Regions from separate parts of the Homo sapiens genome. Here region 1 is linked to region 2. The links are chromatin loops, found by intact Hi-C in ENCODE. Cell type or tissue: IMR-90. All regions are shown on one strand. Each heading gives the region's core, and the rest is flanking DNA. Links, peaks and the distances in the headings are about the cores only.

The links. A loop is a pair of places that touch in the nucleus more often than their neighbours do. Peaks named below come from ENCODE experiments on the same cell type or tissue, not always from the same donor. Only the 100,000 strongest peaks of a DNase experiment are listed, where the experiment ranks them.
Region 1: a loop joins it to region 2, with 2.8 times the contacts of the local background. A loop is called at or near these places in 2 of 110 quality-filtered maps.

The regions. Positions count from the first base shown.
Region 1 is chr4:141,708,381-141,716,288 of GRCh38, reverse strand. The region is part of intron 2 of IL15 (interleukin 15); the gene reads right to left. Among named protein-coding and RNA genes, the nearest start is that of IL15, 76 kb to the right of the region's middle. In IMR-90, for the core only: a CTCF peak has its summit at 4,874 (motif pointing right); no DNase peak of the experiment used is centred there.
Region 2 is chr4:141,217,463-141,225,370 of GRCh38, reverse strand. ZNF330 (zinc finger protein 330) reads right to left here and starts at 4,476. Exons shown (of 10, transcript NM_014487.6): 1 at 4,263-4,476; 2 at 2,880-3,005; 3 at 865-884; 4 at 694-764. The coding sequence starts at 2,999. RefSeq lists enhancers at 3,680-4,184, 4,185-4,691. In IMR-90, for the core only: CTCF peaks have their summits at 3,852 and 4,462; a DNase peak (open chromatin) is centred at 4,480; H3K4me3 peaks cover 1,398 bases; H3K27ac peaks cover 706 bases.

The DNA.
Region 1 (7,908 bases), core at 2,412-6,411, 490 kb before region 2:
CCATTCTGCCATCCTAGAACTCTGGGCCTGTGAAATAAAAGAGACTAAATCCCAGCCCTGTCCTCAAGGAGCTCACAGGGTAGGAATTGTTTGGAATCTTGTGATTGGATCTCACTGCAAGGTGACTGCTGACTCATGGCAGCACTGAAATCCTAGCAGGATGGTACTGCCCAGGGAAAATACATAGTGAGGTGAGCAAGTTAACGCAGGCAGGCATCTCTATAGTTTTCATTCTGGAGTGAAAACTGTCCCTTAGACTCGTAGTCACACAGTTGCCTCTGCTCTAGATTTTCCTTCTGCTTCAAATATTCTTCACCCAGATACTGTCGGGGCTCACACCATTGCTATTTCCCAAGCAAATCATTGCTTGTGAAAATAACTGTAAACATCTTACATTCTATACCAATATTATAGTTCTTCCCAGTGAGGAAAGATGATCTAACATACTTGATGTTTTGTTCTGCTTATTAACTTGTCTAATCACACATTTAAAATTAATTAAACATACAAGAATAAAAGATTTACAAGTATTGGTTTTCTGGGTTAAATGCATCATCCATTCATTCAAACCACTAGAAAAGACAAGCCGAGACTGAATAGAATATAGAGACTATAAGACAACATCACTTTCCTTGATTCATTTAGTAAATATTCACTGAATATTTATTATGGGCTAGGCATTTTTTATGACCTTGGAATACATCAATGATGGCAGAACACAATCTTGATTTCAGAAAGAAAGATGAACCATATAGAAAATGCACAAATAAGTTATTATAATTATGTATTTTATTAGAGAGTGAAAAATTATCTAGGAAAAAGGAAACAAGGTAAGAAGGGTGAGGTTGAAATTTTGGGTAGTCAGGGTAAAGATAGAAAGGGTGTGAGCCCCGGTGGTATCTCAGTGAAGACTATTTGAAGCAGAGGGAATAGCTAGGGCAGAGGCAACTGTGTGGCTATGAGTCTAAGGGACAGAAAAGAAGCCAGTGGAATGAGCAAGGGCAAGAGTAGTCTGAGATGAGGTCAGAAAGGTGGAGGAGAGGAGGACCTGAATCTGCTTGGGGTAGCAGTGGAGATAGATACATGTGGTTAGAGTCTGGAATCATTTTTTATGATAGGACTAATATAATTTCCAGACAGATTGCAGGGTACAGGAGGAAAAAGAGAATGAGAATGACTCTGAGTCTTTTCCTCTGAACACCTGAGAAGATGGAGCTGACATCAACTGAAAAAAGCAAGCCTTGGACACAGCTGATGCCTTGAGGAGAGGGGACAGGTCAGGAGTTTCAGTTCTGGACATGCTGAGTTTGAAAGGCTCATTAGATATGCACAAGGAAATATCAAATATGCCATTGGATACATAAATCTCGAGTTCAGGAATGTGTCTGAACTGGAAATAGATATGCAACTCATCAGAGTGCTCATGAGGGAGTGATGTAGGTAGAGAAAAGGACCAAAACCTGAGCATGGGATACTTCAGTATTAATTAGGTCAAGGATTATAAAAGAAGGACCAGGAAAGAAAAATCAAAAGGAATGACTACTGAATAAGGGGAAAATGAAGAGTATCATATTCTAGAAGTCAGTCAAGGGAAGTATATCCAGCAAAAGGGAATGATGGACACATCAAATGCACTGACAGGCCAAGCAAGACACAGTTTCAGCACTGACCAGTGGGCTTGGCAACCCGGAGGTCATGTCAGATGACTCTGACAATAGCACTTTTAGGGGTTAGATGGAGGCAGAAGCCTGCCTGGGATGGCTGACAAGAAAGTAGCAAGAAAAGGTTTTTAAGATGCTAGTGCAGGCAATGTTTTTAAGAATCCTGCTCCAAAAGGGAGGAAGGAAAGGGGGTTGTTGCAGGTGGTAAGTGGTGGAAATAACAACATGTTTGCATGCTGATGGGACTGACTTATTAGAGAGGGGGAATTAAGGATTTTGGAGGGGGTGGGAAGTGCCAGAGTAATGTTCTCTAATAAGCAAGTGAAGATGAGGATGTTAGCTCACCTCCAAGAGGGGGCGAGGGCTGAGTCATCTACTGTCACGGGAAGGAATGCTGAGTTATAAGGGGGATGGGGCTGGTAGGTAGGTGTAAGTTTTCTACTATTACTTCCATTTTCTCAGTGAATTAAAATAAAAAGACATGAGCAGAAAGTGAAGATTGGAGGAGGATGGGGACAGGAGGAGGATGGGGACAGGAGGAGGAGGAGAGGGAAGAGGACACACAAAATAGCCATTTAGGTAACTGGGAGAATAGTATGAGAGCCTGACCTTTTGAAGGATCAATGTTGTGAATGGTTGTGGAGTGAGATTAGTCATTAGGGTGGTATGTGTTTTCTCCAGCCACAGTAAGCTGAAAGGGAAAGAAAGCCTGGAATAGGTACAGAACTGGATTTAAACATGTTATGTGTATACCAAGCAAGTACAAGGAAGAGAGGGGCAAGGGATTTCAAACTATATGTAAGGGAGCGATTGGGAGATTTGTCCAGGAAATTTTACTTCATTTCTTTATGATAGGACTTCATAAAGGTAGTGTTACGTGAATCATACCTTGAAGGTTGGATATATTCTAGGCATGAGTGAAAGGAGAAAAACAGCATTGAGGCAGAAGGCAGAACCCAAGCAAGGCCATATGCAACCAAGTATAGTGTGTTTTCAGATGACTGTGAGCCATTTTCCTAACAGTATGAAAGTAGTGGTCAGTAAGACTCCACAAAACTGTCACCGTTGTTTAAAGCAGCAACTGGTTAACACTTTGTGTAGAGGGCCAGATAATGTTTTATGCTTTGCAAGTCTTGTAGACTTTGTTGCCAGTGATTAACTCATCCACTGTAGTGTAAGAGCAGCTATAGACAACACATAAACAAATGGGTATGGCTGTGTTCCAATACAACTTTATTTATAAAAACAGGTGGTTGATGGATTTGAATCACCAACCACCTGCTTTGATAAATAACTAGTCGGTTTTGATAAATAAACAGTTGGTTTGCCAGCTTTTGACCGCTACAGATCTCTTCAGTCCTAATTTAAGTACAGCTGAGAAAGTGATATCTTTAAACATCTCCAATCTTCCTATCATTAATCGCACTAAGACATTTTCAGCAATTGCTTTCAAACTGTTTTAAATTGACACCAATATGAGATTTTCAAATAAGAAATGTCCTCAAACTTAATCTGTATTCAATATCAAGGCTAAATAAGCCCCAATACAAACTATAATAACTTGGGTTACTATAATGATTTTTAAAAATTCATTCATACAAATATAAGACCTGAGGTTGGTATTAATTCTCTTATAAGGCTACACAATATGTTTATAAGGCCTATAAATTTCAGCTTATCAAAACAAAAAAAAATGATTAGGTAACTACTTCATACAAAGGTATATAAATATATGTATCTTTTTTAATGAAACACCTTTAAGTTCTTTGGAATGCTTAAAATAAGACAAATTGGTTAATTATATTGAAATGTTTCCAAAGCAAACAATAATCTATATAAATATTTTTTGAGCTGCCAGGGACAGAGGTAGCAGTAAGATTTGGACATCTTAGTTTCAATCACTATCAAAAAGCATTAATTAAACAGATAGTGGGTAAATATAGAAACACTATATTTAAACAATATATTTATATATAGAAATATATATTTAAACAATATTTAATATATATTTAAACAATATATTTATTTATAGAAATATATAAAATAAATATAGAAACACCTCAGGTAGCTTATTGTTTAAGGTAAACAAGGGATATTCATTTATGTAGCTGGAGGGGATATATGGTAGATCTCTTACCACTCTCTGATCATAGTTTTCTGTAGCACTATGTTCATGGGCTATTGTCACTTGGTGCAAATGTTTTTGAAAATGTTTGGTATAAATGTTTTTGAAAAATCCCAGCTAGTATAATTCTCCAGGGCAGGAACAATGGACAGCTTCCTCAGGGCAGCAAAAATATATTTAACCTACTGTCCGGAAACAATCAATGATATCTGTTCCTCTAGTCAGTTTTCAAAAGCACTTCATTCAAACACTCACTAAGGTGAAGAAATTATCCCAAACCATAGTACAGAAGAAGAAAAAGTTGGAAATTATCAGATAGATAGGTGTAGAAATTCCAACATAGTATCCAAAAGGAGTTCCATAAACAGACAGCAAAGAGACAACAGACAGAATGAAACAATCAAAACAGTCATAAAAGAAAAGTTTACAGAGCTGAAGTAGAACACAAGCTTTCACATTGACAGGGCATAAAAGGGATAATTGAAAAACACAGCAATTTTAAATTGAATTTCCTAATTCCAGGATAATGAAACACATGCTAATAGAAAGCTATTTAAGGACAAAAATCAGAATGAATCTGATCATGGTACTTACAAGACAAGAGAATTCATCTTCAAGGTTCTAAGTGAGAATGAGTTTGAACCTAGAAAGCTATTAGTATTTGAAAAGGAGGGCAAAAACATTCTTTCATAGCACATCTTAGAAAATATAAGACCCACAGAATGTCTATGAAATAATTAAGTAAAAAATGCATTCCAGATAAATTAAAAAGTTATTCAAAAAAGATGTGGGATATAAGTATGCAGAATTAGTAACATTTATATTTGAGTCTAAATAACTAATGGCAATTCATTAAAGTACATTTTTGACATCATTCATTTTGCAAAAATGTGAAATTCTTGTGGTCAGAAACCTTGTGTATCTTACTAGTTACTGTACCTACAACACCTATAAGCATGCTAAGCATATAAAAAGCACATATGACATAATTACTGGATTTGATTTTTAATTTGTTTATATTATAAACAGATTGTCCTTATTCTCACAACTATCAGCATCTTAGCTGCACTAGCTTCCCTAACCAGAAGGTGGCCCAGCCAGTCACTGTAATAAATACTATCCTAAATAGCACACTAATTTTACCCCACATTTCATCTTTCTGCTACATTCATCTCGCCAATTTCAAGTTCCAAACTGCTAAGTATTTCTGGAAAAACCATGCCAGTATAATTTCATAAGATGTAACTTGCAATGGGCTTTCTCTACATCCTGCTAATTATTTCTTGCTCTGTCTGACATTCTGTACCATACTTTTAAATAAACTTTATTGAGATACAATTTTAAGATAATAAAATATACACTTGTTTTAAGCATACAGTATACAGTTCTGATGACACTATACACTCATGAAATTACTACCACAACCATGATATAGAAAATATTTGTAATTATAAAAAATTATCTCATCCTCCTTTTCAGTCACTGTATCATCAGTCGCAATGCTAGGAAACTAGTGATTTAGCCATGTACTTTTACAAGTAGCAATGTGCAAGGAAAATCATGGATACTCTCCCTGGGGGAAATGGTGTAGGAAAAGGAAGAGGAGGAAGTAAACTCATACTCTGATGATTATTTTATTTGTGATAATTTGAAATACACTTATGCTAATTAATTGCAAAAAGTCAAGAGAAAATTTAACTATGAAAAAAAAACCCAAGCCAGACATGTATAATTTCCAAACCAAAATAAAATAAAATGAACAAACAAAACTCAAAGAATCTAACAGAAGGTTGTAATAGTAGTAGAGGTAGTGGGGACAGGCAGAAAGAGAGAAGAAAAAAAAGAAAGTGCAGTAAAAATATACAGAAAAAACAATGTGGCAGTAGTAAGTCTAAACATACCAGTAATCATTCACTCATGCAAGCAAAGATGTAAATAAACTATATTTCCTTACTAAGAGATGGATACTAACATTAGTTAAAAAGTAGACACAGAGATAAATTTTAAAATGAGTTTATAAGAAATGAAACAAAAATAAAATGATACGAAATGCTTAAAAATTACAAAAAAAAGATATGCCAAGTAAATATGACTGTAGTAACAAGAATAGAGAAAAAGTAGAACTCAAGTGAGAAGTACTAAACAATATAATGGATAATGCACATGGATAAAAGTTAAAACTCTCTGAGAATGTCCATTAACACTGGCTCTTGAACACCTCCCACCCCTAAGACCTAAGATTATACAGCTCAATGGTTTCTTGATACCAGACCCACTAATAGAGGGTATCCTGCCCCAGGGGCCAATAACTGTCTCCATTGCTGAGGCCCTGCAGTAATTCCACATTAACAGTAGACTGAATTTTTTAAAATGTGGTATATATACACCTTGGAATACTATGCAGTCATAAAAAGAAGGAAATCATATCCTTTGCAGCAGCTTGGATGCAGCTGGAAGCCATTATCATAGGCAAAATAATGATTTTTAGTGATTTTCTGTTGAAAATCAAATACTGCATCTTCTCACTTATAAGTTGGGGTAAACAGAAACTGGACACTGAGTTAGTGTGGGGGGAGGGTGGGAGGAGAACAAGGGTTGAAAAACTACTCATTGATTACTGTGCTCACTACCTGGGTGATGGCATCATTCATACACCAAACCTCAGCAACACACAATTCACCCATGTAACCAACCTGCACATATACACCCTGAACCTAAAATAAAAGTTGAGAAAATAAATAAATAAAACCCTCTCAGAAGATATAATAGTTATGAATGTTTATGTACCTAACAGTATAGCTTCAAATTATATAGAGAAAAATGAATATGAAAAATAAGTTATCAAATATTTTAACATAGTTTTTAGAAATTTAAACATATACAGAAATCAGTAAGGCTAGCATTGATATGCCAGTAAACTAGCTCTCAAAAAAAAAATCGTTGTTTTGTAGCATTTCCCAATTTTTGTTGTATAAAAACCTCACTATACTGACTTCAAAATACCAATGGCTTAAAAGCTGGCTCATAAAATTCCTAACTATTTAACCATTGGCCCTAATGAGCCAATTAGAGCTGGCTCCAGCAAACCAATGCCTAGGGCAAATTTTAAAAACACAATGAACAACCTTTTTATGTAGTATATATGTACATTTGATTAAACAGATTAGATACATGACATCCTACACCACAGTGATAGCGCATTAAAAATAAACATACAGAATATTTGTAAAAGGTCATCTATGACCTAGACCTAAAGTGTTTATGTCCTAGATCTAAAATAAAGTCTCAAACATTACACAAATCTGAATTCATACTTGTTACATTATATGATCACAAAACCAAAAAATTAATAGTATTGAACTATTAAATTGAATATTGAATTCTGAAAATTTCAATAATATTGAAATTTTTCAATATTGAAAATTTTCAATATTGAATAATATTGAAAATTTTCAATATTGAATAATATTGAAAATTTTCAATATTGAATAATATTGAATTACAAATTAATAATAAAAGAATAGCAAATAAAAAATCCCATCCACTTATAAACATAAAATTATCATTTAAAGTAATCCTGAATAAAAGAGGAAGTCAATCTGGAAATTGCACATAATTAAAATACCTGTCCAAGTGAAGTTAGAAAGATGACTGACTATAGTTACCTGGTGCTTGTTCCCCCAACTAAAAGGGATCAAAACAGTGAATAAACATCTATAATTTGACTGGAGTGACTGAGGAAGTATGCTGGAGAGCACCCTGGCAGTGGCAACATCCCTGTGAAGCACAGAAGGCGAGAATAGCACCATAGAGAGGAGAGCAAGTAATCCACTTCTGCCACAATGTCATCTTCACCAGAATTAGCTCAGAGTCAGGGAGACTTCTTCTTATGGGGTAAAGGTAAGCTCTAAATCCCCAGCAGTCCCAATTATTACCACACATGCCAGAAATCCTTGCTGCAGGAGAGTCTCCTGGTCCTTATAGGTTTTGAATCCAGTTTGGAGATTAGCCAGAAGTTTGTACAGCTGCACTGCCTCACAGTAGGAGCCCACCTTGAACACCTCCCACCCTTAAGGCCTAAGATGATAGAGCTCAATGGCTTCTTAAAACCAGACCCACTAG
Region 2 (7,908 bases), core at 1,767-5,766:
ATTTCTCAAATGTATATCGATATATATTTTTCAAGAAATATCCATTAATATTTCAGGAAGTCTGTGGAAGACTATTTGGGAAACACCCATCTTGCTAACATTTAGTTTTATTTTGTATAATCATTTTGGGGTACAAGTCTCCACCTATACTTAAGAACCGGGCACATGACTTAAGAACTCTATTTAAATCACCTGGGAATACATGTGAGGAAACTCATGAATCATATGGTAAGCATCAAACACAAAAACTACTGATCACAAAATAAGTACCAGGTAAATGTGGAATAAAATTATTCCCAATGGTCTAACACACTGCAGGTAATATCAGCAGGAATCAAAATGTAGATAAGTAAACAAACAGATACTGACAAGACTAAGGTAGTATAACTAAAAGTTCAGGATCACCAAATGTTATGTCTGAAATCTGATCTTTCACTGTTTAAAAACACTTATTGGTAACCTGTATCTAAATTGTACCTTAATTATTTTCCAGCATTACATCAAAGAGACAAAACCAAGGCTTGATAGTTTTTTGGTAGGCAAAATAACATGTTTTGTTATTTTGTTAATGGTAAGGCATAATATTATCAACAATTGTAAGCACTGTAACCAATAGCAACAAACCCACCCAAGTTCAAATTGTTGAACTACCAGTTGATAAAAAGCATATGTCCTTAATTATTACAAACTTACCACACTGTGCACAAATTGGTAACTTCTGTACAGAATTACAAAAGTAGCAAAATGCTCTATTCTTCTGCCGCCTTGTCATGTAAAATAAAATTTTAAATTATGGTCAATGTCAGATAAAAAGTCAGAGGGACAATTTTATTAAAGGTAGATAGAAAAAGAAATAAAATTTACCTCTGACACTTGTCACATTCCTGTAACATATAAAAATATCACATTAATTTTTCTGCTGACTGAAAACTGCAAATTTACTTGTATTACAAAGAATAACCTGCTTTTCAGGTTAAAATTTAAGTGACACTACACCAAAGCCCCAACTCCACCCATGTATACAAGCACCTACCCATGCTTAAAATAACAAAGGTATGCGAGAGTGATACTCCGGGTATATGATTCCCTGAAGAAGTGGCATTATCACAAAGGAGGCTAAATACATTGGTAGTTTCTTTTTCAATTGTTTGTAAGGAATAAAATACCACAGAATGAACACAAGAACTATCCTTTTGATAGTTAAGTACATTCTAAGCCTTATGAAACGTTAAGCACATATTATTCCAAATGAAGTGGGTGACCCTTAAAATAATGCATTTATCTAAGGCACCGTTCCAAAGAGAATACAAAATAATAAAGTTCACAGAAAATCCAGATTCCTAAACATGGTTTTAAAAGCTCTCCACAATCTGGCCCCTAATCACTTTCCAAACCTTCTTGGCCTATTCTTTTTAGACTCAAGTCACTAATGGTCAGCCATTCTCCAAATATGTCTTATATTCTCTCTTCTCCATGTCTTTACTTATTCGAACACTTTTCCCTGAAAAGTGCCTCCTACCTGTTGAAAGTTCTGGTGAAAATCCCACCTCTTCTGTGAAGTGTACCCCTTCCACACACAGCCAACTTTATCACCTCTTAGTCCTAATAAATACATTGTACCTTTATTGAAGCACTTCCAAAATCTAGCTGTCATTATATATATTTAGGCATGCCAGTCATTCAGAACCTCTCTTCTCTGGAAAGGACTCTTAAACACAGAAGACAGCCTCACTGTCACATCTGCGCTATGTAATCTGTCCTCACCCAACCAACCCCAATAAATGTTAGCCCTGGGACAGGCACTGGGTGAAGTCCAGCCTTTCAGAGTTCTTTCCTTCTCTGAGGCACAATATGTGATGTGAGACATGCAAGCTACCTGTAACTATGAAACCCAACAAATGGAGTAAGACAATATGAAAAAATGGAACTAATAAGGAATAAGAAACAAAAGCAAAAGATAGAACTACAAGTTGTTCCAGGTTCCAATTGTCCCCGAGTCCCAGGTATATCCTTCCCCTTCCCAGCAATATGAGTTATTCCATTATCCATTCAATAAACTATTTTTCCCTAAGATTAATTTAAGTTAGATTTCTGTCATTTATAAACAAACAAATCCTAATATACAACATAACTGAGCTATAAACTTCTGGAAATAGAGACCATGTAATTCATCTATGTATCACTACCCACAGTGTCTGAAATAATACCTGGCACAGAGTAGATGCACAATAAACGTTTGCTAAACTAAGCTACATTAAACAATTCATGTATGTTTGACAAAAGGAGAAGGAAAAAATAGGAACAGTGGGAAAAGAAAAACAAAGAAAGGAGTGGAAATAGAGAGAACCGGAATAACTCTACAGTCAATGAAAGAGGTAATGATGACCTAATTGTTTGCTTTTTCGCATATTTCAAAAAGCATATTTCAAAAGCAGCCACCATTCAAAGCAGCCCAGAAATTATCAGGACTAACCCACTTAGCACAGGTAGATAAGGTAATAGAATGGGAAGCCAACAGATGTTAAGTAGGAAGTTCAGAAAAGAGAAATGAAAGAATTGCTAAGAAAATATGATGAAAACCCAATAAGACTAAGGCATTAAAGAAACTGGAAGATGAAAGTTTCTATTATCTATTCTTGTCCAATATCTACCTTTATCACCAACAGTATGTAAAGTAATATGCTAGGTTTTATAATAATATAAAATCCAACAACAATCACTGCCACTCAGTGAAATCAACAGACGTGCCAGAGATACTAAATTCAGCAACAAACTATATGCAAAAACACTGTCTTCACTAAAATTTTATTCAGGTATACGTCAGATAAAATAGTATATAGTTTTTCCAACTACCAACTGATATCAAAAAAAGCTGATACCATTGAGGCATTACATGGATGTTTAGCTAAATCTATAGTGCTTCTTGATGCTCTTAGTTGTTTTTCACGTTCTCGGCGGTTCTCAGCCTTCTTCCTCGCACCAGTCTTTTTTTTAGGCATTTTCCCCTATTTTGACACAAGAGAACAGAAAAGATATAATTGACTGACTGCATTTACTATTTTAATAAACTAAGAAATAGTATAACAAAGTGTCCTTTTTCTTGTTAAATGTTAAACTCTATCCTTTCGATAGTTAAGCACATTCTAAGCCTTATGAAACGTTAAGCACATATTATTCCAAATGAAGCGGGTGATCCTTAACGCATTTATTGGCACTAACGATTCTAAAAATGTAAACGTCAAAAAAATTTACCCTAAAAGACAAACTAGTCTTCTTTTCCCACTAAGAAAAAAGTTTCTCCAATGATAAAGTATTCTGCACCTCATTAAAACAAATGAATCATGTATCATTAGCAAAAACAAAAAAATCATTAATAAGAGCATTATTTAGCCAGTTTATATCACTTTTTTGAGCTATATATTCAGATGACCTGACGCTGCCAACACCTTAAGTATAACAAGTTTAATTTTTCCTATGTAATATGTAAACAAAACATCTAACAGTCAACAAATAACACTATTTATTAACTACAAAGTCAAAACATTCTGAAGATATTTAAGGTATTAGTTGCTCTGACTTTAACAAATGCTCTTCCCTCTACACGCAGTGAGCATGTAATTTTAACGGGGTTCAAATTTACGTTTAAGAGTATGTTTAATTTTCATCATTTAGTTGAAATACAAGATTTTTCTAAACTGAAGTTTTCTGAACTGAATGCTCAATTAAAAAAAAAACAAAACAGGTGGTAAGCAGTACGGTAGCAACTGAAAAATAGCCAGATTTAATAGGTGGTTATTTCGGTAACGTAACGCCCAGACCACTAAGGCACCATTCCAATATGTAAAATGACAAAATCTAGAGGGCGTGCTGCCCTGGCCAAAGAACCTCAGAAAATAATCACGAGGTGATCATGCGGATTAACTTTCTGCGTCCTCAGAGATATCCTCTGAATCCTCTGATAAAGTTAAATCTCATTTTTTTTTCCCTCCAGTTTGTTCTGCACGCTCAAAAGAGTGAATCTTCTTCTCAGCCTTATACGGGTTCAAGCCCTTTTCCGGTAACACTCCAACTTCTTGCATGCACTGCGTGTGTCACCAAATGAGGAAACAGGCACGGGGCACTGCGGCTTTAGGAGTCCAGCCTGGAGCTGGAGGACCCAGTGGGGCGGAGGGGCGTCCAGGGGAGAAGCGGCGGAGGTGCCAGGCGGCTCGGGGACCCGCAACGGGGACCCGCAACCGTCACCCGCCCGCGGGACACCCTACCTCGTGCGCGCTCCGGGCAAACCTCGCTCACTTTCGCCGGGAGACCGGACTCACTCAGGGGGCCGAGGGACAGGGAATGGCGTGAGGCCCACCCGCGACAGCAGTAAATCCAACTCGTGGACCAGGACTCCGGGAAAGAAGGTACTAACAGCCAGGGAGGCTGACAGCCGATTCCGGACACTAGGAGACGGACCGGACGTCCTTTTACGACAGCAGCGCCTTACGGCTGACGTCATAGGACGGGAGCCGCCCACCTCTGTTCGCTCCGCCCCTTCCCCGCCCACTCCTGCGGGGGCCAATGCCCCATTCCTAAGCAGAGGATCTGCAGAAAAGGAAGGGAATGCGAGGGAAAATAGGGAAGCAGAAGGAGGGAAAGCAGGGGAAGGCCCCCTCAGTTTTACTTTTTTAGAAAAAGGAGAAATCTAAAAGGAAGAGGAAAATGAACTCACAGACTTGGTACTGGATCAATTGACTCAAACAGCAAATTCATGTTGAATTCTGTTGGAAACCTTTCCCCACCTCTACATCTTGCGTGCCTCACATCCCACCTTTTCTTGGTTGCTGCGCAAACTGTGCCTTCAGTTGCCTGATGAACTTCCGTACCAGCCTCCCCTGTCTCTTATTTCTGTTATGCCCTCTGGATTCCATTCCTTTGTGAACAAATCATCCCACATTCTCTACCTCTAATGTGTAATCTGCCTGCTTTTAACTGAAACCTGATGATCCTCCCCCTGCATCAGAATCTCCTTCCGATCAAGCACCTCCACCTTTGCATAGCCGACCAAGCTGGGTTTCCTAATCTCTTTCGGAGCTCTGCCGCACTTAGGATTCAGTACCAGGCCTATTCCTGTGCTTTTCCTGCCCTCCCCCTGCAGGAGATAAAAGCCTCTTTATTTGGACCAAAGAGGCCTTCTGGAATTTACTCTTAGATTTTGATAGCCAATTAACCATCTCAGCCTTTTGCTATTTTCAAAGAATCAATTTTACTTAGCAATAACAGTCAATGCCACTGTCATTAAGGTTACTATTTCCCTCATAGTTCTCAAATGCCTGATACATTTTACCTACTCGTATATAAATTAGAATACCACCCCAGTTACGTTAGAATACCACCCCAGTTTCATTACTGATGAAAGTTGTAACTATTGCACTGTTACCTTGTGCCGAGGTCTGTGTGTCCTACACCTACCACCGAGGGGGTCCTCATTGATAGTCACATGGCCTGTGATTCGAATCATAAATCCCATCTTAGCCTAACTTGAACCACTCCTGACACCAACTGTTTTAGGTTGGCTTCCCCAGGAAGCATACTCTGAGTCAGAGAAGAGTATAATGAGTATGTTAGGGAATGCTTTGGGGAACAACATCTGCAGGAGAAATGGAAGCAGGATTGAGCAGAGGGAAGAGTTGACCTGCAGTGACGTCTCAGTGAAGGCCTCGTTTTGAATCTGGGATATCCCTTCAGAGTTGTCTTGAGTTAGGGGAACTGGGCTGGACCTTTATACACCTATGACATTTAGTCACTGGATGAACGCTGCCAAAGGAGAAGAGTGCAACCTTGGGTTAAAGGACTCCTGAAGATGGCCAAGAGCTGGATTGTGTTGGCTTGCTGCACTCTCAGCAGCTCAGGAAATAAGTCTTTCATTGAGGAAGAGGGATCTGGGTAGTGCCTGCCAGTATTCACTACCAAGAGTGATGGCAAAATAAATATTCTGACAAAGACAAAGAACCTTTACTATTCACAGATACTCAGTGAAAGAATTTCAAAGGGCAGTCTTCACAAGATGAAAATGGAATTTAAAAGGCAGGAGGGAATACAAAAAGTAATAATAATCAATTTATTTAATATATAGGGTAAATCTAAAACATTATATAAAACGACAAAATTATAATAAGCAATTTGGGATATGAAAATTATAAGGAACTGAAATATTCTATAAATTCAATGCAATTCAAATCAAATCCTCATATAGATTTTTTTAATGGAATTTGGTTAATTGCTCTCTCAAATTCATAGGAACAATTAAAGATTGAAAAGCCCAGACCATTTTAGTTATACAAGCAGAAGGATACTTTTATTTATTATAAAGCTCTAGTAATTAAAACAATATTGCATAGTTTCAGGTGTCAGCAAATAGACAAATGCAACTGAATAGAAAGCCTAGATACAGACTCACATACATTTGGATATTTGGCAAATGGTATGGGTTGCATTAGCATCAGTAAGAAGACAGGTATTATTCAATAAATGAGGCAAAGACTATTGGCGATCCATATGGAGGAAGATAAAATTAGATCCCTATTAACAGCACATATTTAATAAGTCCTAGGTGGAAGGACCTAAATATACAAAGCAAAAATAAAACTATTTTAAGAAAACATAGGAGAATGCCTTTATGATATTAAAGTAGAATGATTTATTAAGACACACACAAAAAAACAAAAAATTTAATGAACAATGAATTCAATAAAATTTAAAAACTTCAGGATGATTAAAGACATAAAGTAAAAAGGCAAATGAAAATGAGGGGAATGAATTTTGACACCCATGTAACTGACAAAAGATTTATATACAGAATAAATGACACCCATAAGATTGTCCAAAATGTAAAAGCCTGGCAGATCAAAGTATTGGTGAAAGGCGGATAAACAAATTTTAAGCAATTCTACTGGGAGTATAAATGTTAAACCTGTTTTGGAGAACCACATGGCAATGTTAAGTAAACGTAAATATGTGCAAAACTAAAGATTCAACCATTGTCCTTCTAGGTTTCTACCATAAGAAATTTGCGTACAAATATACAATGATACCATAGCACAGTTCAACAGCAAAAATTTTTAAGCAACCTATCTTTTATTAGGAAAAGGAACAAATTGCATGCTATCTATATAGCAATTAAAATTCATAGACTTTATAAGCATCAATATGGACTAATTCCTAAATTTGGGGGAGATATTTGGTGAAAAATCAAATTGGAATGCCGCATATGTAAAACTGTAAAGCAAAAATCAGTTGTATACATTATCATTTACGAATACACACACACACACACACACACACACACACACACACACACACACACACATACCTTGTAAAAGTACCAAAAGATGCCTGGAAATGTTACTAACTTCAGATTATGGTTACCTCTGGAGAGGGAAGAAAAGATGTATGATGTGGAGTGTTAGCCATACTTTTAGTTTTCAGAACAATACTAATTTTAAAACATATATATTAATAATCCTCAACAGCCACCAGAATGGCTAAGATTAAAAGACTGGCAATACCAGCGACCAAGTATTTATTGGTAAAGACGTGGAGTTACTGGAACTCTCATCCAGTTTTGGGGGTTGTAAATGGACTACCACTTTGAACATTATTTAGCTTCATGTGTTAAAGGATATATATATATATCTCCAAAATGCATACCTGTATTTACTACAATATATGTAAAATAGGCCAGGCATGGTGGCTCACGCCTGTAATCCCAGCACTTTGGGAGGTGGAGGCAGGTGGATCACCTGAGGTCAGGAGTTCGAGACTAGCCTGGCCAATATGGTGAAACCCGTCTCTACTGAAAATACAAAAATTAGTCAGGTGTGGTGGCAGGTGCCTGTAATCCCAGCTACTTGAGAGGCTGAGACAGGA